3 separate regions of the Mus musculus genome follow, and regions 1 and 3 are each linked to region 2. Evidence: chromatin loops called from intact Hi-C (ENCODE). Cell type or tissue: left cerebral cortex. All regions are shown on one strand. Region 1 overlaps Adgrg1 (adhesion G protein-coupled receptor G1). Region 2 has its middle 26 kb from the start of Adgrg5. Region 3 holds the start of Katnb1 (katanin p80 (WD40-containing) subunit B 1).

What was found. Hi-C counts contacts between places; a loop is a spot of excess contacts. Peaks named below come from ENCODE experiments on the same cell type or tissue, not always from the same donor. Only the 100,000 strongest peaks of a DNase experiment are listed, where the experiment ranks them.
Region 1: a loop joins it to region 2, with 7 times the contacts of the local background. A loop is called at or near these places in 36 of 42 quality-filtered maps.
Region 3: a loop joins it to region 2, with 2.4 times the contacts of the local background. A loop is called at or near these places in 13 of 42 quality-filtered maps.

Annotation. Positions count from the first base shown.
Region 1 is chr8:94,998,067-95,006,066 of GRCm38, reverse strand. It overlaps Adgrg1 (adhesion G protein-coupled receptor G1), which reads right to left. Exons shown (of 14, transcript NM_001198894.1): 2 at 3,554-3,628; 3 at 2,394-2,816; 4 at 721-853; 5 at 167-314. The coding sequence starts at 3,617. Among named protein-coding and RNA genes, the nearest start is that of Adgrg3, 16 kb to the left of the region's middle. In left cerebral cortex, a CTCF peak has its summit at 4,209 (motif pointing right); DNase peaks (open chromatin) are centred at 4,203 and 5,221; H3K27ac peaks cover 3,386 bases.
Region 2 is chr8:94,945,657-94,953,656 of GRCm38, reverse strand. No RefSeq gene overlaps it. Among named protein-coding and RNA genes, the nearest start is that of Adgrg5, 26 kb to the right of the region's middle. In left cerebral cortex, CTCF peaks have their summits at 3,373 (motif pointing left) and 4,454 (motif pointing left); DNase peaks (open chromatin) are centred at 1,474, 3,380 and 3,745.
Region 3 is chr8:95,073,633-95,081,632 of GRCm38, reverse strand. Drc7 (dynein regulatory complex subunit 7) reads right to left here. Exons shown (of 18, transcript NM_001042715.3): 13 at 7,302-7,517; 14 at 6,530-6,640; 15 at 6,319-6,429; 16 at 5,189-5,383; 17 at 3,821-3,960; 18 at 3,492-3,737. The coding sequence ends at 3,644. Katnb1 (katanin p80 (WD40-containing) subunit B 1) reads right to left here and starts at 432. Exons shown (of 20, transcript NM_028805.2): 1 at 329-432. In left cerebral cortex, no CTCF peak of the experiment used is centred here; DNase peaks (open chromatin) are centred at 633 and 3,386; H3K4me3 peaks cover 1,337 bases; H3K27ac peaks cover 864 bases.

The sequences.
Region 1 (8,000 bases), 52 kb before region 2:
AGGCTAAGAGGTCTTCAGTGGGGTCTTGCAACCTGGATCTTCAGACACCAGCTCTCCCTGTGGGCTGTGGATTGTCCCCAGACCCAGGGGAAAACAAGGGTTACCGCTATGCTGTAGGGAGTGCTCCTGCCTGCCCTTCTAGCCCACCCCACCCTAGGGCACTGACCTCCTTCTGGGAGTGGATATGCAGATCCTCTAGACCGGCTGTGGGTGGCAGCTTCCACACTGTAGCATTGACCCGGTCCTCCTCAAAGGATAATGTGTCTCCCAGGAAGCTCACAGAGGTCAGCTTTGACTCCAGGCTCTGTAACTGCCTGGTGTGGGGGAGAACATGGCAGGTGACAGAGGGAAGGGGGTAGTGGTGATGGTCTAGATACACAGGATAGACAGGAACAGAGAGGAGAGGGTGCTGAGGACAAAGGACACAGGCAGCTGAGTATGCAGATTCAAGGGAGTGGCAGCGAGGGACAGTACTTTGGAATTCAGCTCATGCCTATGTCCCACTTATGCTATGTCCAAACCTCTCTCGGGAACTCAACGTGCCAGACTCCAGGATGGAGTCTCTTGTAGGGAAGAGGCCGGGCATTGCATTAGTATCTGTCTTTACTGACAACCCAGCAGGAGCCAATGAGGAAGGTCCAGCCTCAGAGAAGATTTCCCAGTTCCTCCTAGCCCAGGTTAGACCTTCCATCATCCCCTAGTTAGGTAATCCACACTTACTGGCTGATGAACGCTGCGGTGGGCCGCTTGGCAGCCTTTTGAGGGTGCTGCAGGTACCTGCTAAGCTGCTGCAATTCCTTCTTGAGATCACACATGTCCACAGATGCATTGTGGGAGACCTTGTGTGGGGCATCTGGGAAGGCAACAGACTGCTTGAGGTTCCCACGGCCAGCATACAGCCTTATGCAACCCTCATATGGCACTCCACAGAAGAGGGACCCAAGGGCCCAAGAGGCAGAGGGGCCACAGATCACAGATACTTGAAGCCAGCTAAGTGGGGCTGTGTCTCCTAGGGCCTGCTACACATGAGCACAGAAGGCTCTGAGGGACCAGGCCTAAGCAGATCTCCTCGGGAATTATGTGATTATGTGGGTTATTGTGCCAGCTTTGGGGATCTCCCAGTCTCTAGCTTCGCCATCTCTACCTGAGCCCCTGGAAACATGGGTGTCTCTAGGAGGAGACCCAAGTGAGAAAGCATCCATTTCCTGACCCACAAGGTCATGGTCCCCAGGCCTCCCTGACAGCCTCCCTGCTTCCCCAACCCTTAATTCTCCCTGTCCCTGCTAATCAGCTGCTAGCTTCACATCCTAAAGCCCCAATCTGTTAGTTGCATAGCTCCCTGTACCCCAGTTTCCTCTTTGCTGATACTAGGGTACACGGAATGCCCACAGTTTATGTTGCTTCTACCTGTGTTTTGTTTTTTAATGATTTAATATTAATTAATGTGTGTGTGTGTGTGTGTGTATAAACACGTATTGTGTACACACTGGGTTCCTACAGAAACCAGAGGAGGTTGTGGGGGCTCCTGGAACTGGAGTTACAGATGTTTGGGGACAACCCATTGTAGCTGCTGGGAACTGAACTTGGATCTTTTACAAGAACAGCAAATGCTCTTAACCATTAAGCCATTCCTCCAGCCCCTGTACTTTGAATAGAAGCTGGGCCTTCTGGCTGGAGAGTGGCTCTGCCAGAGCTCACATTTCCTAGTGTTACATTCCCAGGTATGTATCAAGTTATGTTCCCCCCTAGCCTCCTCCCGCTGCGTCCTGACCTTTGTGTGTATATAAGCATGACCTCCAGGTGTGCACTGCACCTCAGGACCTGTAAGTAATAATCTCTTTCTCTCCATCCCTTGTTCTCTGTGATAATTAATATTGCTCATCCGCCTGACAGGAGCCATGTCTGTGAGGGATCTATGTTAGGCTAACCGAGGTAGGAAGATCCACCCTAAAAGTGGGCAGCACCATCCCCTAGGCTTGCTGAACAGAAGTATTTATCATTGTCTGCTTCCTGACTACAAATGCTAATGACCAGTTGCTTCAAGCACCTGCCATCAGGACTTCCCCCACCATGATGGAGTGTGCCGTAGAACTGCGAGCCAAAGGAAACCTTTCTCCCTTAAGTTGTTTTTGGCAGAGTGTTTTATCATAGAGAGGAAAAGTAGCTAAGATGCTCTCCTAATGGCTGAAGTGATGCTATGGTCATCACAAAGATCTCAGATCATAACAGGGACAGGCAAAACAGTCCAATCCTCCCCTCCCCAGCCACCTATCCTCCTAGAGGATACCCAGGTCAGGTGACAATAGCTGCCATCAGCACCCAGGTCCTCCTCCATGGGCTTTCCATGTCTTCCGTGACTCCCACCCCACACTCATATGTCCCCCCAGCCTTACTGTGGAAGGAGAAGATGAAGCTCGGAGCCCCAGGCAGGCTGGTGTTCTGGGGAATCTGCCAGGAGCTGACAGAGGTGGCGATCAGCGGGGCTCCCTGCTTCAGGCTCTGCTCCTGTTTCTGGAAGCAGAGGAGTCTGGAGGCTTGGCTACTAAGCAGGTAGTCATGCTTGCCATAGCGCAAGTGGAGTCTCCCAGTGTGGCGACTCCAGTAGAGGCAGAAGTGATAGAGCCCTCTAGGCTCTGGGAAGAAGCGGGGAATATCTGGGGCTGCCAGGAAGGGGGCACGAATTGTGAGGGTCTCCTCTGTGTTCCACACAAAGATGTGAGGCTCTGAAGATTGATCATAGTGGAGGGTGCTCTGTTGGGTCTGGTTCCGCTGGCCACAGAAGCGGAAGTCTTCTCGGGGGCTGCCACTGTGTGCACCTGAGGAGGCAGAGGCTATAAACAGGACCAGCCAGGGGCTAGGACCTGGGACTCACACACATTCTAAGGCTCTAGATTTCAAGGGTCTGCAACAATGTATCTATTGGTCTACAACAATGTATCTATCAGTCTACAACAATGTATAACAATGTATCTATCTTGCTAGACCTTACTGGTTTCCAACAAATAAATAAATAGATAGATAAATAGATAGATAAATAAATAAATAAATAGATAAAAGTGAAGATAAAAAATTTGTTTCAGACCAGGCAGTGGTGCACCTTTAATCCCACCACTTGGGAGGCAGAGGCAGGTAGATTTCTGAGTTCGAGGCCAGCCTGGTCTATAGAGTGAGTTCTAGGACAGCCGGGGCTACACAGAGAAAGCCTGTCTTGCAGGGGAGCGGGGGGGGGGGGGGGGGGGGGGGGCGATTTTGTTTCAAAGTCAAAAGCCAAAGTTTAATGCAAATTATTTAATTAATGAGACCATGATTGTATTAGACTGTGGCACACACACGTGTGCACTGTCCAAGGACACTCCCTGCAAAGGAAGAGAGGACTGCACCCATCCCAAGTTTCGCTCTGTGGAGCCGCATCTAAGAAGGAAGAGATGCCTGTTTTCCCCCAAGGTGCCCTCAGGGCTGCTTTGCAGACCCATCCTTTACACAGAGAGCCCTCACACAGACATGGAGGCATTAGACAAAGTCACCACAAACCCTGGGCCCCAAGAAAGCCTACCTTGCACCAGAGAAAACAGACTCAGTAGGAAGTAGACCATCTGCCGCAGCACCTGGACAGCCATTATACTCCTACCTGGAAGAGAGTGAGAACATTATGACCGGGGTGGGGACGGGGACAGGGGAATGGGGGAGGGGCCAGCGCCACAGCGGGAGGCCTGTATATGGATGGGAGTGAGCTAAAGGTCACAAAGTAATGGTCAGGCTTCTCTCCAGAGCATCAAGAGGCTATAAATAGACATGGCCACACGCTCTGCCTTTTGCTGCTCTGCCACAAGGTGTAAGTGGCTCACAGAGGAGCCCAGGGGCCACGAGGGGCCTTGTCTAGATCCACCTGAACACTATCCTGCATCTGCCAGGCCTGGAGGAGATGCAGGGAAATGAACGGGCTATCTGAGTTTTTCCTGGGAACCAAGTGTCACAGTCCCTAAGGCCTAGGTAGTTACAGGAACCTTGCTCCTGGGACCAGTCACAATGACATTTGATAACCCCACCCCTTGCCCCACTGCCTGAATCTTTTATCCACACGCCATCAACTGGCACAGTCCCTCCTCATTCAGGAAACAGAGCCTAGTACAGAGGCGGAAGCAGGAAAGCAGCAGGGTGAACGTGATAAAAAGTGCTGGAGGGAAGGATGTTTCCTGTCATGACCACTAGGGGGAGCCAGCCACCAGGACCTGAGAAGCTGGTGGCAGAGAGGTGTGGTTTAGTCTATGTGCTCCCGCCCTGAGGGTCAGCTCCATCTCTCCATACTGACTCCATGGGTCACTATTAGCTGGGTGCTTCTTTACACTACACCCACATGAACTATACCACCGCTGGCGATGTCCTCCGTTGTTGGCCCTCCCAGCTGGCCCAGTGGCCAAGTGGGTGCTGACATACCCCCGACTACCATCCCTCAGACTGTAGGGAATTGTGTCAGACCACAGTGACAGACACTCATCTTCCACCATTAGGCAAAGGGAAGGCTGGAAACCTAGGGAGCAAAGGCAATCTGAATTTGGGGGGAAAACTAGGAGGGCTTCCTAGAAGAGGCAGAGGTTAAACTGAGCACTGGGTGGCTCAAGCAGGATCTTGCTGTCTCCTTTCTGGACCAGTCTCATTCTGGTCACCCTGGGCCCTTCAAGTGAGAGCCAGTCCCATACACCCAAGCATGAGGAGCATTGAAACACGCAGAAGGGAAGGTCAATTTCAGAGGCCACGGTCCTTATCCGGTGCCAGAGCACTGCACGGAGAACAGGAAAGTTGTAGGGGAGAGCGTGCTCCCTCCATGGAGGCATGGGTTTCCCTGCATCAAACTGCCAGCAGAAGGCCAGCATCTCTTCCCTTCTGCTCTCTGCTGTCCCTGACACTGTCCATTCAACCTTTAACCCAAATCTCTCTTCTTCCAGACAGATTCCTCTCTTTAACTTGAAGCTTACAAATCACTTGAGACTTCCATCCGATCTCCATTTTGTGACGTTTTAGATCTGAAGCCCAGAGATAGCCAACAACTTCATGTGGTCACACAGCTAACTAGGAAGGGCTCTTGCCTTCTCAGTGGGCCACCACTGTCAGCACAGGGTCCAGGACAGGACAGAGCCATTTGTCTTGCACTGACTCTCCCCAAATGGCCTTGAGAACAAAAGAGGCAGGGAAGGGAGCAAGCTCCGCCTCATGGGCGGGGCACAGTGAGGCTGGATCACCATGGCAACCCATGGAAGGGATCAAGCACAAACAAGGGACTTCCCCTCCACTTCGAACCTTTGTGGAGTCACTTTAAGGAGGATAAACACCCCTGTCTGCATTCTTGGGGTTTGAGGAGGAGGAAGAAGAGGAAGTGAAGAAAGAAGAAGAGGGAAGAGGAGGAAGAGAAAGAGGAGAAGGAAGACAAAGAGGAGAAAGAGAAAGAGGAAGAGGAGGAGAAGGAGGAAGAAGAGGAAAAGGAGAGGAAGAAGGAGGGGAGGAGGGGGAGGAGGAGGAGGGAGGTAAGGAGGAGGAGGATGGTTGCTTGGATTTCTTGGTGGAGTGGACTCCAGAGCCAGATCACCTGGTTTCAAATCCCTGCCCCTCTATTTTCCTAGCTGTGTGCTCTTAAGTTAACTACACCATATTTGGGCTTCATTTCCTTCTCTTGTAAAGAGGATTACAAATCAAACCTACCTCAGCTGTCACTGTGAGAATTAAGTCTACCACTCATCAAAAAGGGCCTTGAACTGGGGGTGGGGGTGGGGAGCGCACATGGGGTTCCACTGAAGTTAGACTGTCTCTGTGTACCTTCCGACCAGTGCACTTCCGTCCCTGACTCAGACCCTTCCCCCCAACTCTCTATCCCATGCTCCCCTCCTTAGGCCTCTGTCTACTGCAGGTGGCCAGCTTGGCCTTCGGAGCACTTGAGGGGAAATTCCTAGAACATGAACCTCCCTTCCGGACAGAGTATCGGGAAGGCTGTGACCCCACCCAGAGAACTTCCCTCCTAGCTGGCCCTGAATGTCACAGGCTGCCAGAAGCTGGACAAGGAGAACAACTGGGGAGGGGGGTCTCTTCAGATAGCTAAGGGACCACCACATGGGTCAGGAAGAGTCCTATTTATCCATTCAGCACATTCCTGCCTGAGCCCCCTCCCAGGCCTACATATATATATATACATACACACACACACACATACACACACACACACACACACACACACACACACACACACACACACACACACCTGCCACCCAGCCTCACACTCCAAAGGGTAAGAGCAACATCATAGGATGGCACCCTAGTGCCTCCTGCAGGCATCCCAAGATCTGGTTACCCTAGTCCCTGCAGCCAGCAGCAGAGGCCCACCTCCTAGGGACCACCTTTGGCCTGTGTAGATGAAGAACGGCAAAGCAGACCGGCTTCAGCCACCAAATGCCACCTGCCACAGCACTGCCAGAGCCAATGGTTACTGAGAAGGTATGTTAGCAGCCCCACCCCAATAGTCACAACCACATCTGCAGAGTACTGTTCCGGGTTTACCATTTTACAGATGCAGAAACTGAGGCCAGAAAAAGGCCATCTCTCACAAGAGCACACAAGGCTGCTCCCAAGCCCTCTCCTCAAAAGTTCCTGAGGTACACACCCCCCTGGCTTAGGGTCCCCCAAAGAGAGAAAAGCAGGAGCTACAGAGGTCACGGGCACAAAGCAGGCAAGTCCAGCCTAGACAGAAGTTGCTGGACTGACAACCCCTTTCAGAGTGGCTGTTATTCTTGACCTCAGCTTCCCGTAAACATGCTAAGAACAGAACACGCTGAGCCAGCCTGATACAATGGATAAAATCACAGGGTCCCCAGGGATTCCACAAGATAGAGGGGGGCTAAGGCTGTGTGAGCCCCCACCATTCCTAGCATGATTGGTTGCTAGGGAAAGGGCCAGCATGGTGGGCAGCAGCAATATTAGAGCTCACTTTCTCTCCCGAGGCCTGAGTCACTTCCCCTGCCATCCTATGTGGACCTGCGTCACCTAGACGCCACCAGCTCCTGGAAAACCCATTTCCTCCTAGATGGAGGTGGAAGTTGAACGGGACTAAGAGAGCTCTAAATTAACCCTTCCTGGGCTGTCACCTCACATGTTGAGCGGGACCCCTTTCCACCCACTACGGTTACAAATTAGCTATCCTAAGGGCATCTGTCATAGCTTTAGGTCTTTGCTGGGATGTGTTCTTGAGTTCTGAATGACAGATTTCCACTGTGACCTTCTGCTCAAAGCCCAAGGCACCAGGAGTATCCAACTTCCTCCCAGCCATATACGGCCCTGTGAGCCTCCCTGATAAGGGCTGGCTTCATCAGAGTTGCCCCAAACTGCTAGTGTATGGGGACCAACCCCAGGAAAGATACTTTGAAGGACATGGCTTGGATCCTTGCACCACAGCTCAGGTGTGGCCCAGAGTCTGGCTTTGGCAGTATCCAGTGATTGACAGGCCACCCATGGGGGCCAGGGGGTACCCAGGAGCCAGGCAAGGGTCTGCTGGATTTACTCAGCTGTGAAAGAACAAAATGTGGACAAGAGACAAAGGCAGCCTGCCTCTCCTGATCCCTGTCCCTTCCCCACGACATGATATATGGCCTCCCAGTATTTGGCAGGGAGCTGGTCATCTGAGGGGCCTCCGGCAAGAGATGGAGATAAAGCCAGATCAAGGAAGGCAGGAGCTAACTAGTTTCCAGGTCTGAGTCTCCTGTGACCGACCCAGGGCCTATCTGGGGAAACTGAAGTGGCCTCAGCTTACCATCAGCTACTTTGTACAGTTGTAGAATGTGTTCCTTGGGAGCTATGGAAACTCGGGGAGAGGATGGGAGATGATAGGAGCCTTCACGGTATGAACGTGCAGAGCTGCAAGTGTGTGTGTGTCCTGGAGCCCATGAGTGTGCACTTGCAGTGAGCACTGGGTAAAGAGGAACGGGAGGATGGCTGGCGTGGACTCCAATCTCTGCGGAGGA
Region 2 (8,000 bases):
TGGGCTCCTGAAGTTCTCTGAAAGGGTCTTGAAGAGGATAGGATGAAGGGAGCAAATCAGCATGAATACACACACACACACACACACACACACACACACACACACATACACACACATATATATACATACATATATATGCATATATACATACATACACACAGAGATAGATAGATAGATAGATAGATAGATAGATAGATAGATAGATAGATAGATAGATAGATAGATAGATAGATGAACATATATGCATCTTAGGGTAAGGTCATTATTTGCCCTGGAGAGAAAGAACACCATACACAACACTTGTTTACCTCTCTCTCCTGGGATCCTGTTTTAATCAGGGTTTCTACTGCAGTGATGAAACACCATGACTAAAATGCAAGTTTGGAAGGAAAGGGTCCATTTACCTTCCACTTCCACATCACTGTTTACAACTGAAAGGAGCAGGACAGGAACTCAAACAGAGCAGGATGCTGGAGGCAGGAATTGATGCAGAGGCCACGGAGGGGTGCCACTTACTGACTTGCTTTCCCTGACTTGCTCAGCTTGCTTTCCTGTAGAACCCAGGACCACCAGCCCAGGAATGTCTCCAGCCACAATGGGCTGGGCTCTCCTCCATCAATCACTAATTAAGAAAATGCCTTTCAGCGGGATCTTAAGAAGGCATCTTCTCAATTGAGGTTCCTTCCTTTCAGATAACTCTAGTTAGTGCCAAGCTGACATAAGACTAGGCCATACAACTGACCCCTTGTCAACTTGACACTCAAACACATCACCATTAAGTCACACCTTTCCTTTCTTATTCATTCTCAAGGTCTCACATTAAAACTTAAATAACTTTAAAAGTGCTACAGACAGGCTGGAGAAATGGCTCAGTGGTTAAGAGCACCAACTGCTCTTCCGAAGGTCCTGAGTTCAAATGTCAGCAACCACATGGTGGCTCACAACTATTCGTAATGAGATCTGATGTTCTCTTCTGGAGTGTCTGAAGACAGCACAATATAGTTACATAATAAATAAATAAAATTTAAAAAAGTGCTACAGACTTTACAAATTCAAACATTAAAATTTCAGTCTATTTAAAATATCCAATCTCTCTAAAAATCCAAAAATCTCTTTTAAAAGCTCAAAATCTTTCAGCTGGGATCCTTTAAAAATCAAAATTAAGTTAAATACCTTCTTCAAGAGGGAAGACCCAGAGCAGAGCCACATCTGAACCAAGAAAAACCAAACTCCAACAATATAAATAACTCAATGTCCAGTTATCTGGGCTTCACTCACGATCTTCTGGGCTCCTCAGTGAGCTTGGATCACTTCTCCAGTTCGGCCCTCTGCAGCACACACAGCTTGTCTTCCAGGCTCCAGCTGGCTCGACTCCACAGCTGATGCTGTTCTTGGTGCTGACATCCCATGGTACTGGCATCTCCAAAAAGCTGGGGCCTTCTGCTTCAACTGGGCTGCACTTTCACCAATAGCCTCTGTTAGGCAATCTTCATAGTGCCAAGACGTGTCTTCTCCACAAGGCTCCTTCATTCCTGCCATCAACCGCTGCTGAGGCTGCACCTTCACCAATGGTGGCTCCTGGCCTCTCACAGGGCCAAGCCTCAGCTGCTCTCCATGGCCCCTTTAAGTCTTTAAAACCAGTACCATCTGGGTGACTCTTAGACTATCTCTGTCAGTGCCAGAGTAGTGTATCTCAGCTGTCAGCTTGAGGGACAACTTTCAGGAGCACAGCTTCTGTGTGCTGACCCTGAGGAAACACTTCCCAGATTTTACCTCCAAAGATGCTGGGCTCTTCTTAACCATAGCTGAGACTCTTCAGCCCCAGCTGATCCCAACGACAGAATCTCAATTCAAAATAGCAAATGGTCCTGATAAGAGTCTCTAGTCTTCCCTCTGAAACGTCACAAGCCAGACTTCCATCCTCCACATTGCCCTCAACACTCTTATCTTCCAAGCTCCCACAGAACAGCCCACGGAGCGAGCCCTCAACACTCAATAATGGCTTTTCTGACCCAAAGTTGCAAAGTCTTTCCACAATCCTCCCTGAAACATAGTCAGGTCTGTTGCAACAATACCCTGCTATATGGGTTTCAACTTGTGTTAGGGCTTCTATTGCGGTGATGAAACACCATGACCAAAAGCAAGCTGGGGAGGAAAGGGTTTATTTGGCTTATACTTCTACATCACTGTTCATCACTGAAGCACATCAGGACAGGAACTCACACAGGGCAAGAACCAGGAGGCAGGAGCTGATGCAGAGGCCATGGAGGGGTGCTGCTTACTGGCTTGCTTCCCCTGGCTTGCTCTGCCTACTCTCTTATAGAACCCAGCAATGCAAGTCACAAAGGACTGTGTCCTCCCTCAATCAATCAGTAATTAAGAAAATGGCTGGCAGGGTGGATTGGAGGCCAGCCTGATCTACAAAGCGAGTTCCAGAACAGCCAGGGCTACACAGAGAAACCCTGTCTCAAAAACAAACAAACAAACAAACAAACAAAATAGAAAGTGTCTTACAGCTGGATCTTATGGAGGCATTTCCTCAGGTGAACTTCCGCCTTTCAGATAACTCTAGTTTGTGTGTCAAGTTGACATATGACAAGCCAGCACAGACCCCATCAATTTCATGGGCCAACCTATAAACCTCAAGGCACCCAAAACCTTGGTCCTGCCCCTGCCTGCCATCTTCCTTCAAAATCATCTCTGCGGGGGCGGGAGGCACTTAGCATCTCCTGACTGACTGCTCACAGCCAGTCAGGGTCTGTCACTCCTCTCTGCAGCCCCTCTGCTGGTTCCACTCACTGCTGGGGTGCACTCCTGGACACGGAAAAAGGATCTCCTTAGACAATGACCTTCAGTTTCTCCCACTGCCCAGGTTGTGCCATCTAACCCCTCTGATTTCCATGTCTCCTTCCATCATGGGTCCCCTATGGCTGAACAGGGCCTGGCTCAGCAGAGGTACTCTCGGTATGACGGACAGAGATGGGGCAATTGGACAGGTGTCTGATGGACCCATGAGTGAGTATTTAACTTCACAGGACGGACACACATAGGATGGACAGACAAATGGAGGGGGGGAGAGGGTAGATGGATAGTAAGTGGGAGACAATGGATGGGTAGAAAATGAATGGGCAGCTGAGCTAATGGAAGAATAACAGAGTCATGGCCGGATAGATAGATAAATGAATGGATAAAAGAATGGACAAGCATCAGAACAAATAGAGAGCCACTGTCCTTCCTTAACAGAAATCACATCAAGCCAGAACCCCAAGGGCACCCTCGTTAGAGATGCCCTACCAGGCAGACAGCAATGTGCTTCTCCTTTGCCCTAAGCAGCTTCTGGTACACAAAGGCAGACGGCCAATACTGACCCCTGGTGGTCACTATGAGAATAACCACTCCAGAGCCTGGCCTTTGCAGTCCTGGAAAGTCTCAGCCAGCTGGACAGTGGTAATGGAGCTGCAGAGTAGACTGATGGCTCTACCCAAGCAGGCAGGCTCCGAGACAGTGTGCTGCAGCTGCAGGGTACTGCATTGGTACCATTGTTCCCTCATACCCCAAAGGACATGCGCTTGGCTAAGAGCTGTTAGAGGATGCCTGAAGAGAGCTGCCAGGAATGTCGAGACCGGTGCCCAGCAGTCTAGATGACAAATCCAAAGGCTTACCAAATGGGTCAGTGGGCCTGGTGCCTCACATCTTCCTCTCTCTGGTCTTTCATACCATTCTGACGCCTCAGCCAGATGCAGATATGAAGGCAGAATCTCGGAGAGGCACAGAGGCTTGCCAAGCCAAGGCAAGCAGGTGGCAGTCGAGATTTGAGCCCAGCTTTCGTAGGATCCATGCCTATACCGGCAAGCCCCAGGGGAATCGCTGTCCTGGGGGCTCACTCACACCCTCCCTATTCCAATAGGGATTCAGAGTCAGGCTTGGGTCTCAGCATCAGCAAGAAACTGTGGGACCTCGGGTAAGCCGCGTTACCGCTCTGAGAGTTCCAGTTTCCTCCTGTGAGTTAGTTGATGCATATTATTTCACAAGTCTATCGTGAAAAGCAAATGAGCTGATAAAATATTTATAGACAATCTGATACATAGAATGTTTTTCTTTGAGGGAAGATCTTGAATTCTAAAAGTAGAGATGCCTAGGACTGAAAAAATGACTCGGCAGTTAAGAGTAATGGTTGCAGAGCCGGGCGTGGTGGCACACACCTTTAATTCCAGCACTTGGGAGGCAGAGGCAGGCAGATTTCTGAGTTCGAGGCCAGCCTGGTCTACAAAGTGAGTTCCAGGACAGCCAGGGCTATACAGAGAAACCCTGTCTAGACAAACAAAAAACAAAAAACAAAAACAAACAAAAAAGAGTAATGGTTGCTTTTTCAGGAGACCTGAGTTGATTCCCATTGCGCATGTCAGACAGTTCACGACTCATGTAACTCCAGCTGTAATGGATCTGATGCCCTCTTCTGGCCTCCAGAGGAGACTGCACCCACATGCACATGCCCACACATAATCACCTAGTGTAAAATAATAATAATCCTTAAAAGTCATAACAATTCTCTATTCCATGCTATCTTTTATCATATTTCAAAAACTCAGCAAAAATATGGGAATCTAGTGTTTGCACACCACACATAAGGATCCTGAGCACCGTGTGGATCAAAGAACCGAGGGAGCAGAAGGGTGGGGACAGGAAGGAAGAAAAAGCAGCAGCCTCCATCTCCACCAGCAAATAGACCACAAATTCCCAGGGCTCCCCTCTGCCACCCAGAATGCTGTGCTGCCGCCTTGCTTTGCCTGAATAGCTCACTTAGCATAAACTTATTTCTTCTTGGTTTAAAGGGTATTAGGCTGTGTTCTCTGGGACTTTGATCTTAGATGCGTCCCTACAGTAAGTGGACCTATGCTAATCAGCACTCTATAATGTCTATAATACTTCCCTGTGTGGCGGGGACAGTTCATCTAGCCACACTCACTTTTGTGGGCAGATGGGCTGTGTCCCACTTTCTGCAATCACAAACAGCGCTCCTAGGGCCAAGTCTTGGGACTGTGGGGCCTCCTGCTGGCATCCTGGGAGTAGAGTAGCTGGGGCAAGCATATGCCAGGGCTTAGAGCTAGTGAGTGGGCTAATTTGCTTCTTCCACCGCAAGCCCTCTGAGGTTTCTTTTGTTGTTTGTTTGTTTTTCTCATTTGTTTAAGGAGTTTTGAAACAGGACCTCACTATCAGAGCCCACTCTGTAGACCAGGCTGGCCTAGAACTCCAAGAGAGTCACCTGCCACTCCTTCTCAAGTGCTGGGATCAAAGGCGTGTGCCATCACACCTGGTTTCACTTTTTCTTCTTCTTTTTCTCTCCTTGTCTTTAAAAACAAGCAAACTAAGCTTTGGGCAGGCTCAGTGGTTAAGAGCGCTTGCTGCTTTTGCAGAGGACCAGGTTCAATTCCTGGCACCCACATGGTGTCTAGCAACTATCCATAACTCAGTTCCAGGGAACCTGAGGCCTTTTTCTGGCCTCCACAAGCACCAAGCACTTGTGTGGTACACAAACATATTGCAAGCAAACCAGCCATACACAGAAAATATAATAAATATTTTAAACTACATTGTATTTATTTTTCTTTCCTATACCATTTTCCCTCCCCCAAAATGAAATGTGTAAACTTGAGTTTTACTTCCTTAACTGTTACCTTTGAAGTCTTTGCCGTGCACATTTAAAGATTTACTTCCTTTTATTTTATGTGTATTAATGTTTTGCCTGCATGTGTATCTGCATGAGAATATCAGATCACCTGAAACTGAAACTACAGGCAGTTGTGAGCTGCCACGTGGGTGCTGGGAATTGAACCCTGGTCCATCTGGAAGCTCAACCAGTGCTCCTAACTACTGAGCCATCTCTCCAGCCCCCTGACACGCACATTTAAATAACAGCATCTAGTGGTATTAGCCTACTTTTCATGTTATAACAAAATACAGGCGTCTGGGTATTTTACACAAAGAGATTCGTTTAGCTCCTAGTTTGGGAGCTGAAAATCCAGAACTGGATGGTTGCATTGACCTAGCCTCTGTTGAGAGCCTCAAGGTAATGACAGGAGCGTGCACAGAAGAAATCACATCATAAGATGGAAAGGAAAAGATGAGGATCAGACAATAATCCATCTGTGTGTGCTGGCACTAGCCTGTGATCCTAGCACTCAGAGGAAAGCAAGAGGATCAGGAGTTCAAAGCCATCCTGGGGTACATAGCGAGTTCGAGCATCATTGTTAGACAACAACCATAACAAAACAATCCACTGTCTTGGGAATCAACTGGGGCTCTGTGGACGCCATATAAATCCATGTCAAAGCCAGGTCTCTGTGTTACCTTCCACTAGCCCTCTCTCTGTCGGCATCCACACTGGCTTCTAGCATGTGAGCTTTGGCAGGACATGTTTAAATCCTACACAGACCAGAGCACAGACATGAATGTGCTGTCTTGGTGACCCCTGCACATAGAGGCTTCTGACCATTGTGTAGCACTGTCTTTCCCCTGGAGACTTACATTCTATTCTCTGACATTTCAGATCTGACTGTCTTTAACAAACAAAAGCACAGTTTCACACATGTGATTGTAATGGGCCTTGGTACATCCACTGTTTCTACGATCACCAATCCTTTTTGGGTCTCTGAGTAAACTTCTGGAATCACTTTCTTTGTTGAAGAACACTCTGAAATCCCTTTAGATTGCTCTCAGCTTTTATTTACCTTTCAATGTTAAAAGGAACATATTTTCCTTTGTGTCTTAGTTTATGAAAGGGCTGTTTGCCGCAGGCAATTCTAGCTGACGTTTCTTTGTTCCCCTCTCTTTGGGGACCCCATTGCCGTCTCCCAGCCTATCATCGTGGCTATGGATGGAGATGCTCATGGAGCACACTGCCCTTTCTCCGTGGCTTTCCCCCTCACTTCTCTCCATCTGAAGTTTCCCTCAGAGGTGCAAAGGGCAGGTCCATTTCCCTGTATCCTCCTTGAGAGGTGCCATTCTCCCTGCTTCTGTGGGTCTGCTTTGAGGAAACCTGTAACTGCTGTGTCTGTCTCGTTGCTTTTAGCTTCTTCTCCTGGGATTTCATTGTGAGCTTCTTCTGATTCTGCTCTCCATGCCTCTGTTTCTCTTCCCATGTCATGTCTCTCGTCGATTTGTAAGTAACTCCTAGCTCTGCCCTTCATTTTGGCTGTGGATTGTTTGTTGGATTTTAGATTTTAGAATGGTCTTTCATTTCTAGAAGCTCCAGTTTGCTGCGGTTCCTCTCCTCCCTCTTCCCCCTCCTCCTCCCCTTTTCTCCCCCTTTCTCCCCCTTCCCCCTCCCCCTCTTCTCCTTCTGCTCTTTCCTCCCCCTCCTCCCCTCCTTTCTCCCCTTTTGCTCTCTTCCCCTCCTCCTCTTCCTCCTCTTCTCTATCCCACCTCTCTTCTTCTTCCCCTCCTCCTCTCTTCTCTCCTCTTCTCCAGCCCCCCTCTTCTTCCTCCCCTCCTCCCCTTCTTCTCCTTCCTCCTCCTCCTCCTCTTCCTCTCCTCCTCTTCTCCAACCCACCTCTCTCCCTCTTCCTCTCCCTCCTCCTCCTCTTCTCCATCCACATCTCTCTCCTTCCCCATCCTCCTCTTCCTCCCCCTCTTCTCCACCCCGCCTCTCTCTCCCTCTCTCTCTTTCCACCCCATCCTTACTCATCTTACTTATATACACATCATGTCATTGCAGCTTTTATTCCTTTAAACATCTGTGGCCTCTTGGTGTCTGTTCTGTTGCCTCCTTTTCCTCTCTGTGGCCCTCCCCTCACGGTGGCCCTCCCCTCACGGTGGCTCACACGCCCGTGATTTGGGAAGATGGCTATGGAATCCTTTTGCTTGGCCTTACTCACAGAGCAAATCCCCTCCACCTAACCAAGGGGCTTCCCAACATCAGCTTCCTGGGAGCTTAATCTCAGCGGAGACTCTCCTTCCCATCCTCCCTACCCCTGACTCCCCTAAAGTCCACATGGGAAACT
Region 3 (8,000 bases), 130 kb before region 2:
TTGCCCCGCTGCTATCAGAATCCCCCATTCATTCGCTCTCCTGTTTCTGGAGCCCCGACTCAATACGATCCTCCGCACACCCTCAGCTCTGCTTCCGGCCCACCAGCTTTCCCTCTCCGGCCTCCACACACCCGTCCTGCTCGTTCATCCCAAACCTGCCACCGGTCCCTCAGCTTCGCTTGACCCTCCTCCCGTCTGCCTTGAGGGGCACTGGCTCCAGCCTGTCCTGGCCGAGAGCCTCCTGCCGGCGACCGGACTGTCCCCTCCAGGCTCGGCGAAGACTAGAGCCATTTTCCCTTTGCCTCCAAGACCCCGAGAGCCACTCTACCTGCAGCTGTAGCTCTGGAGGCCAAGGCTTCCCTCCAGGCGCGACCCCCACTTGCCTCCATCCTTTGCCCTGATTGGTCGCTGCTTGACAACCGACCCTCACAACAAAACCTCCGGCCTAGAGTCCCTCCCACTTCACTTCTTACACCAATCAGTCGCCACGGACGCCCCGCCTTCCTCTAGAATTGACCAATGGAAGCAAGCGCTTCCGCCGATTTACGTAACTACCCGCCTCCTTTCCCCGACTCAGACTAATCACGAGAAAGAAGCGCTTACGGACCGCCCTTAGGTCCCAGAAGAACCAATACAGGCTTCTGCGTTCTTAGTCCCGCCCCCAGTCAGGCTTGGTTTTTTCCGCCCTTTTCCTGCATTTCCTGGAACCCGGTTGTGTTTAAAAAATCCGCGAGCTGCACCCGATGGCGGCTGCGCCAATCACTTCAGCAACAGCTCTGGATTGACCAATAAACGTTAGTGTTATTGGAGAACCAGCTCTGAGATAGCCAATGGAAAGGGGACTTCTAGAGTGGTATGAAGTTGCAGATCTTCCATATTGAAACAGGGCTGCCAGGACCCCGCCCTCAGACTGTGAGTGTCGCCCGCGTAGTGGGAGGACTTGGCTCTTACTTGGATCCACACGTCTCCTGGAGTTCGCTGACCTCGAGGGAAACAGAGCTTAGTTACAGTGGGGTCGATGTCGAGCCCAGGAGTTCGTCCCTAAGATCACAGTAGCACAGTGGGATGAGTTAGGCTTGTGTCTGCTCGCCTGCGTGCGGAAGTAAAACTACGGAACCGGAGAAAGGCTAATATCTGTGACAGGACAGACAGGTTGGGATGGGGACAGGCTACATAACCCACCATGAGTTCGGGTCCCCCCCTTACTGAGAAACTCGGTCCCAGCCCTTTGCAGAAATAACCTCCAACTCTGGTCTATCCTACACTCACTCCCCTCTGGTCGGGGCTGCTGCATCTGGCGTTCTCCTCTACACAGTCCGGAACGGGAGGAATTTCCCATTTCTAGACGAGGAAACAGATGCTGTGGTGAAAAAGACCAGACATTTGGAAGATCGGACCCAGGACTTAAACTTTTGTTCTTAAAGGCAAGGCACACAAAGTCCCTATTAAATGCAAAACCTTTACGGGAACAAAAGTCACCCACCAGCCTAATGGGAAGTCGGCCCTGCGTAGAAATGGGTAATTATTAAGAGACCTGGATTTGGAGAATAACATTTGATCAAAACTTTGTACTTTGCTGTTCCCGCAACTTTTTATTTAAAAAAAAAAGTCAAATTCTTCATTTTGACACATTTTGCCTTATCTGCTTTGTTTATACAATTATATGTACATTACAGATCCTAAGACATTTCAGTCATGGCAACACTGAGCCTGAAGATCGTTAAGGGCCCTTAGTCACATAACCAATGTCACCACCCCTGAAATAACTTCATTCTCTAACATGCAGACTATATTAAAATGACTGTCACCATCCCCAATACACATAACTTATAAGCAGGAACAAGACTGGGGATGTAGCTCAGTGATAAGAGAGTCTTGACTGGTATGTAGGAGGCACTAGGTTCAATCCCCAGCACTGGAAATACAAACTACCTAGGACCAAGAGAAATGGCAAGGCTCAGTGGCTAAGAGTGATTGCAGTGCAAGAATGAAGACCTGAGTTCAAATCCTCACGACCCATGTAAAAATCTGGGCATGGTGCATGTGTGCTTATAAGGAGCAGTGTTATAGGGAGCAGAAACAAGAGGATTACTAAGATTGTTGGTTGTCATCCTAACTACGGGTTCAGTGAGAGACCCTGACTCGAGGGAATAAGGTGAAGAATGTCAGAGGACAATGCATAGTGATACAATGGGACATGTGTACACACACACCACACATGTGGGGGGCGGGGCACAGTATCTTTATAGGAACCAGACAAGATTCTGCACTCTTGGCATACTTGACTCTTCTAAGATCATCCTATTTCTGTCTCTTGGATCTCCCACTACCCTTCCTCTCTCTCTTCTCTCCTCCCTCTGTATCAGGGTCTCACTTTGTAGATCAGGCTGGCCTTGGACTGACAGAGATGAAGAGCTGGCATTAAAGGCATGGGCTACCACATGAGCATGCACCCCTGGCTTTAACCATGGGTTTGGAACTATGCATTAAAGCTTACTGGGCTCATCTTTGAGTGAAAACAATGACTGCCCCGCAACCGGAATTCAGCAGCAGCCAGTAATTCAACAAGAAGAGAGCCCCAGGAGTCCCTCCCTGATACATGATTGCCTAACCACTGGCCCAGGTAGTACAGGCAACCACAGCCGCTGTGAGACCTGTCTTGAGTGTGTCATGCCCTGGAGAAGATTACAGGCAAGGTCTTCTTTTCTTCTTCTTCTTCTCCTTCTTCTTCTTCTTTCCTTCTTTTCTTCTTCTTTTCTTTTCTTTTCTTTTCTTTTCTCTTCTTCTTCTTCTTCTTCTTCTTCTTCTTCTTCTTCTTCTTCTTCTTCTTCTTCTTCTTCTTCTCTCCTCCTCCTTCCCCTCCTCTTCCTCTTCCTCCTCCTCCTTCTTGTTTTAATTATTTATGTGTATATGAATACACTGTTGCTGTCTTCAGACACACCCGAAGAGGGCATCTTATTACAGATGGTTGTGAGCCACCATGTGGTTGCTGGGAATTGAACTCAGGACCTCTGGATGAGCAGTCAGTGCCATCTCTCCAGTCCCTTTTATTTTTTGTTTATTTTTTTTTTTAAACAGAGCTTCATGTGACCCATGTAGTTGAAACAGATTCCTTATGTAGATGAGACAGATCTTAAACTCTGATCCTCCTGCTTAGATTACAGGCATGGGCTACTATACCCAGTTTTCTCTGCTTTTTAAGTCTTACTTCAGGAAACATGGATAGCCCCATTTCACAGGTGGTAAATGAAAGAGGAACTTGGATTCTGTCTCTTGTCCTCTAATATCAAGCCGCCTGGTCCTGGGGTGTGTTCCTTAGCTAAGCCGCTCTCACTTTAGGAGCTGCTCCACCATCAACACATTGAGCTCTCAGCAGATCTTGGCAGGTGACCATGGAACCATCTGGAGAGCCAACACTTGATAATCCAGAAGAGAAGATGACAGAAAAAGATTTAGGGTGGTGTAGATTGGAGCTTGTAAACACTGAAGTATAAATGGCAAACAGGAAATGCATTTATTTGAGGGAGGCTATGAGGGATAGGGAGGTAGTGTGGCAGCGAGGCTAGTATAGGATCATAGTGGTTGGGGAGAAGGGAGAGACTCCATTCTCTGGCAGGGTCTGCCGTAGTTCCAGGAGGGGCCATCAAACAAAGACTTTTACGAAGTCTATTAAGCGTGGGTCTTTGTAGAGCTTTTCCTCCAGCGCCAGGTACTTCAGTGGAGCCAGCTCTTTGTGCCTGAGCAGAGGGAGGGAGGAGAAGGTGAGGGATATCCAAGCTATCAGAGTGCTCCCAGGAGTCCTCCCGGCTCTGCCCCTTACCGATTGAGCCGCTGTTCCAAGATTCGGATGCGGAACATGGCCTGAGAACAGTAGCTCAGGTACAGGTTTTCATCCTCCGGCGTCAGGGTTACCTGGTTCTCCTGGTACCATTGCTGCTTCTTCTGCAGCTCCTGGGTCTCCTAGAAGCATACAGAGATGAACATGGGAATGTGCGAACTGATCTGCAGCCAGGCTGTAGTTCCATAGATGATCAGGCAGCCTCAAGAGGATAACACCCCAACCCGGACCCCCAAGGAAAGGGACACAGTTAGAGCATCCCAAAATATCTTGGGTGGAAACTGCTGGGGTCATGATTTAAAGGACAGCATGTGCATGAAATCAGAACAGGGCCAAAACAGTCAGCGAGAGCTAGGGATGTGGTTTAGTGCATGGCCCTGGGTTCCACTCCTAGCAGCTCATATATAAAATCAAAACAACTGGGTGGGATGTGCACACCTTTAATCCCAGCTCCCATTAGGCAGAGGCAGATGGATCTTTGTGAGTTTAAGGCCAGTCTGGTCTATACAGCAAGTTCCAGGTCAGTGAAGGCCAAAGAGTGAAACCCTGTCTCAAAAAATGAAGCAGGGGACTCCCTGCTCTCCAGAGGACTGGGGTTAGATTCTCAAAATGCACATGGAGGCTCAGAATCATCTGAAACTCCAGTCCCGGGGGATGCGATGACCTCTTCTAGCCTCTGAGGGCACTAGGCATGCATGTGGTGGGCATGCACACATACAGACAAAACACCCATACACACAAAATAGCTACATGAGCTAGACATGTTGCGGGCGTGCTCAGAGCCCCCAGCAGTTCGTCTCCGAAAACAAGGTGGGTCCCATTCCACCCAACTCTTCTCTGCACTCTGCAGACCAAGACACTGCGTGGGGACCACGTGGTACGCACCTCACCTGTCTCACGGAAACAGGCCAAGGACTAGGAGCTATTATAATGTACCATCCAACCGTCCATCCATTCACAAACCTACCCATCCACTCTTGTATCCCCCTGTCTGCCCATCTTAGTTACCCATCCATACCATCATCCATCCATCCATCCATCCAACCAACCAACCATCCACCCACACTCCACTTCTAATCCTCACTGCACATCCAACTGTACCTGCCCACCCCACCACCACCTGGTAACCCATCCATCCACTCATCCATTTACCCAGCTACCCACCATCCATCCATCCACTCATACAATAACAAAGGGGAAAGAAGAAACCAGGTATTTGGATGCCACAGACACACACTCATCCGCTCATCTGTCACTCTCGGATCCGTGAGGCACTGAGCAAAGACCTCAGGTCCCGTTTTCTCACTGAGGATGGTGAGGTCACCTCCCCTGCCTGGGCCCTGGCCACACCTTCTCAAAGCGAGCCTGGATGAGGTTAGCCTTGTCGATGAGCCGCTGCTTGAAGTCGCTGAGACACTCGTCCTTGAGACGCACCGCCTGCCAACGGGTTAGCTTCTCGCCTGGAGGGAGCTGGGCCAGGAATGGGGCCAGGTAGTCCAGCTGGGCCTCCACCTGCCGCAGGTGCTCCTCATGCAAGACGCGCTCCTGTGGGCCAGGGAACCAGCTGAAAGATCGGGATATGCAGGAGACCTCCGGAGCAGCTGAGTCCATTGTGCAATGGTAAAAGCCAGGCCCTAAATCCATGTCCCAGGATTATGAGACACGATTGCCTCCTTCTCCCTGTTTATTTCTTTCTAACATGTAATTCCTGTTTCTGACACGAATTCATCAATCAGTCTGAGCCTTAGTTTCCTCCTCTGAAAACAGACCAGCTCAGGTCTGGAAAGTCCAAAGCAGACACTTATAGTGAGTGGCAGTGGGTTAGCAAAGATTCTGAGCTCCCATTTTTCTCTTTTGCCCATAAGGCCGGCCTTACATGGGGCACACAGGAGCCAGAGAACATGAGGACAGGAGCTGTTGCCCTTTCCTATAGATCCAAGAACATTCCAAAGCCAAGCCTTGCCAGGCCAACTCCAAACTTCTTTAGAGATCTGCACTGCTTGATGAAGAGGATTTAGCCTCGAGCCTGGGAACCCAAACTGGTCCTCCCACTTGGCGAGAGTGGGTAAAGCCAAAGCCCTGCATTGCGTGGCTGAGTCTTGGTGTTCAACCTGTGCCTGAGTCAGTTGGCTGGATTCCCAGCTCAGGTCACAGCCTCAGTGAAAGCCCTGGTAGAGGTGGGCATGTAGTTCTCATTCTTTCTCTACACAAGGTAGAGACTTTTTCATTTGGTCACAGTCCTGGGTAAGTACACCCAGCCTGGATCTTAAGTGCTCTTTGGGATGGGGGTGGGAGGGTGACCCATCAACGAGCAGGTGATAGCCAACAGGAATACTCACCTGACATCACCAGCGACTTCATCATCCCTTGTGAAGGGTTGGCACATCCCCTCATCATCCCTTACACAGGGTTCTCACATCCTCCCTACCCTGGAGGCAGGGCTCCGGGGAGAGAGACCCAGGAAGAGCCGGGAGACTCACCATGGCCTCCCGATACTCTTTGCTCTTCTCGTTGCGCTTGGTGTCGTAGATGGAGATGGTCAGCGTGTGTGCCTCCTCCTCCTCTTCACGGAGCTTCAAAATCTCCAGCACCTTGATCAGACATCATGGAGGAGGTGCATCACGGCGGAGGCCCTCTCTCCCTGCCCCCCCCCGCCACCCCCCCCCCCCGAGGTCTGGGGTAGGACCTTACCTCCAGCTCCGACTCCCAGGCCTGATGTCGGGACAGCTTTTCTTCGTTCTTCAGCTGATTCATGGTCTCGTACTGGTAGAGGAGTTTCTTAGTGTGCTCCATCGGCTCTACCTGAGACCAGAACCACCACGGTGACAGGGAAGCTGCGCCAGGGCAGGTCTAGGGACCACTTGGTTTAAATCTACTCCCTTTTTTCTAGCTGTGTGGCCTCAAGCAAGGTGCTTAACCTCTCCAGACCCCAGGATCCTTCTCTACAAAAACATAATAACAAAGAGGGACCAAAGAAAGATGCAGGGGGATTACGGTTATGCTATTAGAAGAGGAAGGCGAGACCATCCTAGAGTCTAGGGCATAAGAAAGAATATCCTGTCACCTTCAGGATAGGTCCCTGGGATCTGGGGTCTAGGATCCCCAGAGGTGCAGGTAGGGACCATGAGGAAGGCTCTGGAACCCAACCCCAGGCCCAGGGTGAGGGATGTTCTGAAGTACACATGAATATTAGTCGTGTGCCCAACCCCCACTCTCTGGGCATTCCAGTTACATCTGATAGGGTTTTCATTTTGGTGGAAATGGGATGATTTTCAGAGCCGTTGCAAGGGAAAGGTCCTCAGATGAGAGCTTTGCATGTTACCAGGGACAGAGATGGGTTTCCCCAGGGTAGTTTTCATAGAAATTCCACTTAGGGTCTCTCAAGTTACCAGAAGATGCTTGCAGGCGCAGTTTTTAAAGTGTGTCCCCAACCTTTCTGTGTGCCGTGCAGTCACCGACCCACCTCGTAGCTGATGCACATTTCTGGTGTCATGATGATCTTGTTTCCCTTGCTGTCGACCTCCATGCGCCGCAGGAACTCTCGCTTGGATGCGGTGATGTAGTCGTCGCGGCAATGGTAGCGAAGCTGGATGCGCTCTTCCACTATCAGAAACAAACGCTCTGCCACGTCCTCATCCGCGGGCTTCTCTGGATTGCGGGAGAACCGCTCTGTGATTTTCTGTGTGGCCAGAACACGCAGAGGAGGGGGTTTTTCTGAGCATGCTCTGTGGGCAGGAGGGAAGGACTCTCATGACCCAGGAGTCCAGGGGTGCGCGCCCTTCCTGCTAGACAATGGATTCTATGACCCCCGTGGGTTTTCATGGTGTTGGACCTTTCTCCAATTCCCTCCACACGACTCTGCTTGTCTGCTTCTAGAGGCGGGGAGCTCTCCAGAAAGCCTGTCCCATTATCAGCTAACCCTTACTACAGAAAGGAGCATCTTTGGTGTGTGGCCAGGAAGTTCAATGGCCAAGAACTTTGTAGCATCTCAGAGGAAACAAAGCTCAGTTTGAGTCCAAGCAGCTGAAACCCTCACCCCAGATCTCAATATAATTTAAAACAAATTGTGTGTGAGCGCCTTGGTGTGCATACACGCATTTGTGTGGTAGCCAGAGATTGACATTGTCTTTCTTAATTGTTCTCCTGCTTGTTTTTTTGAGAC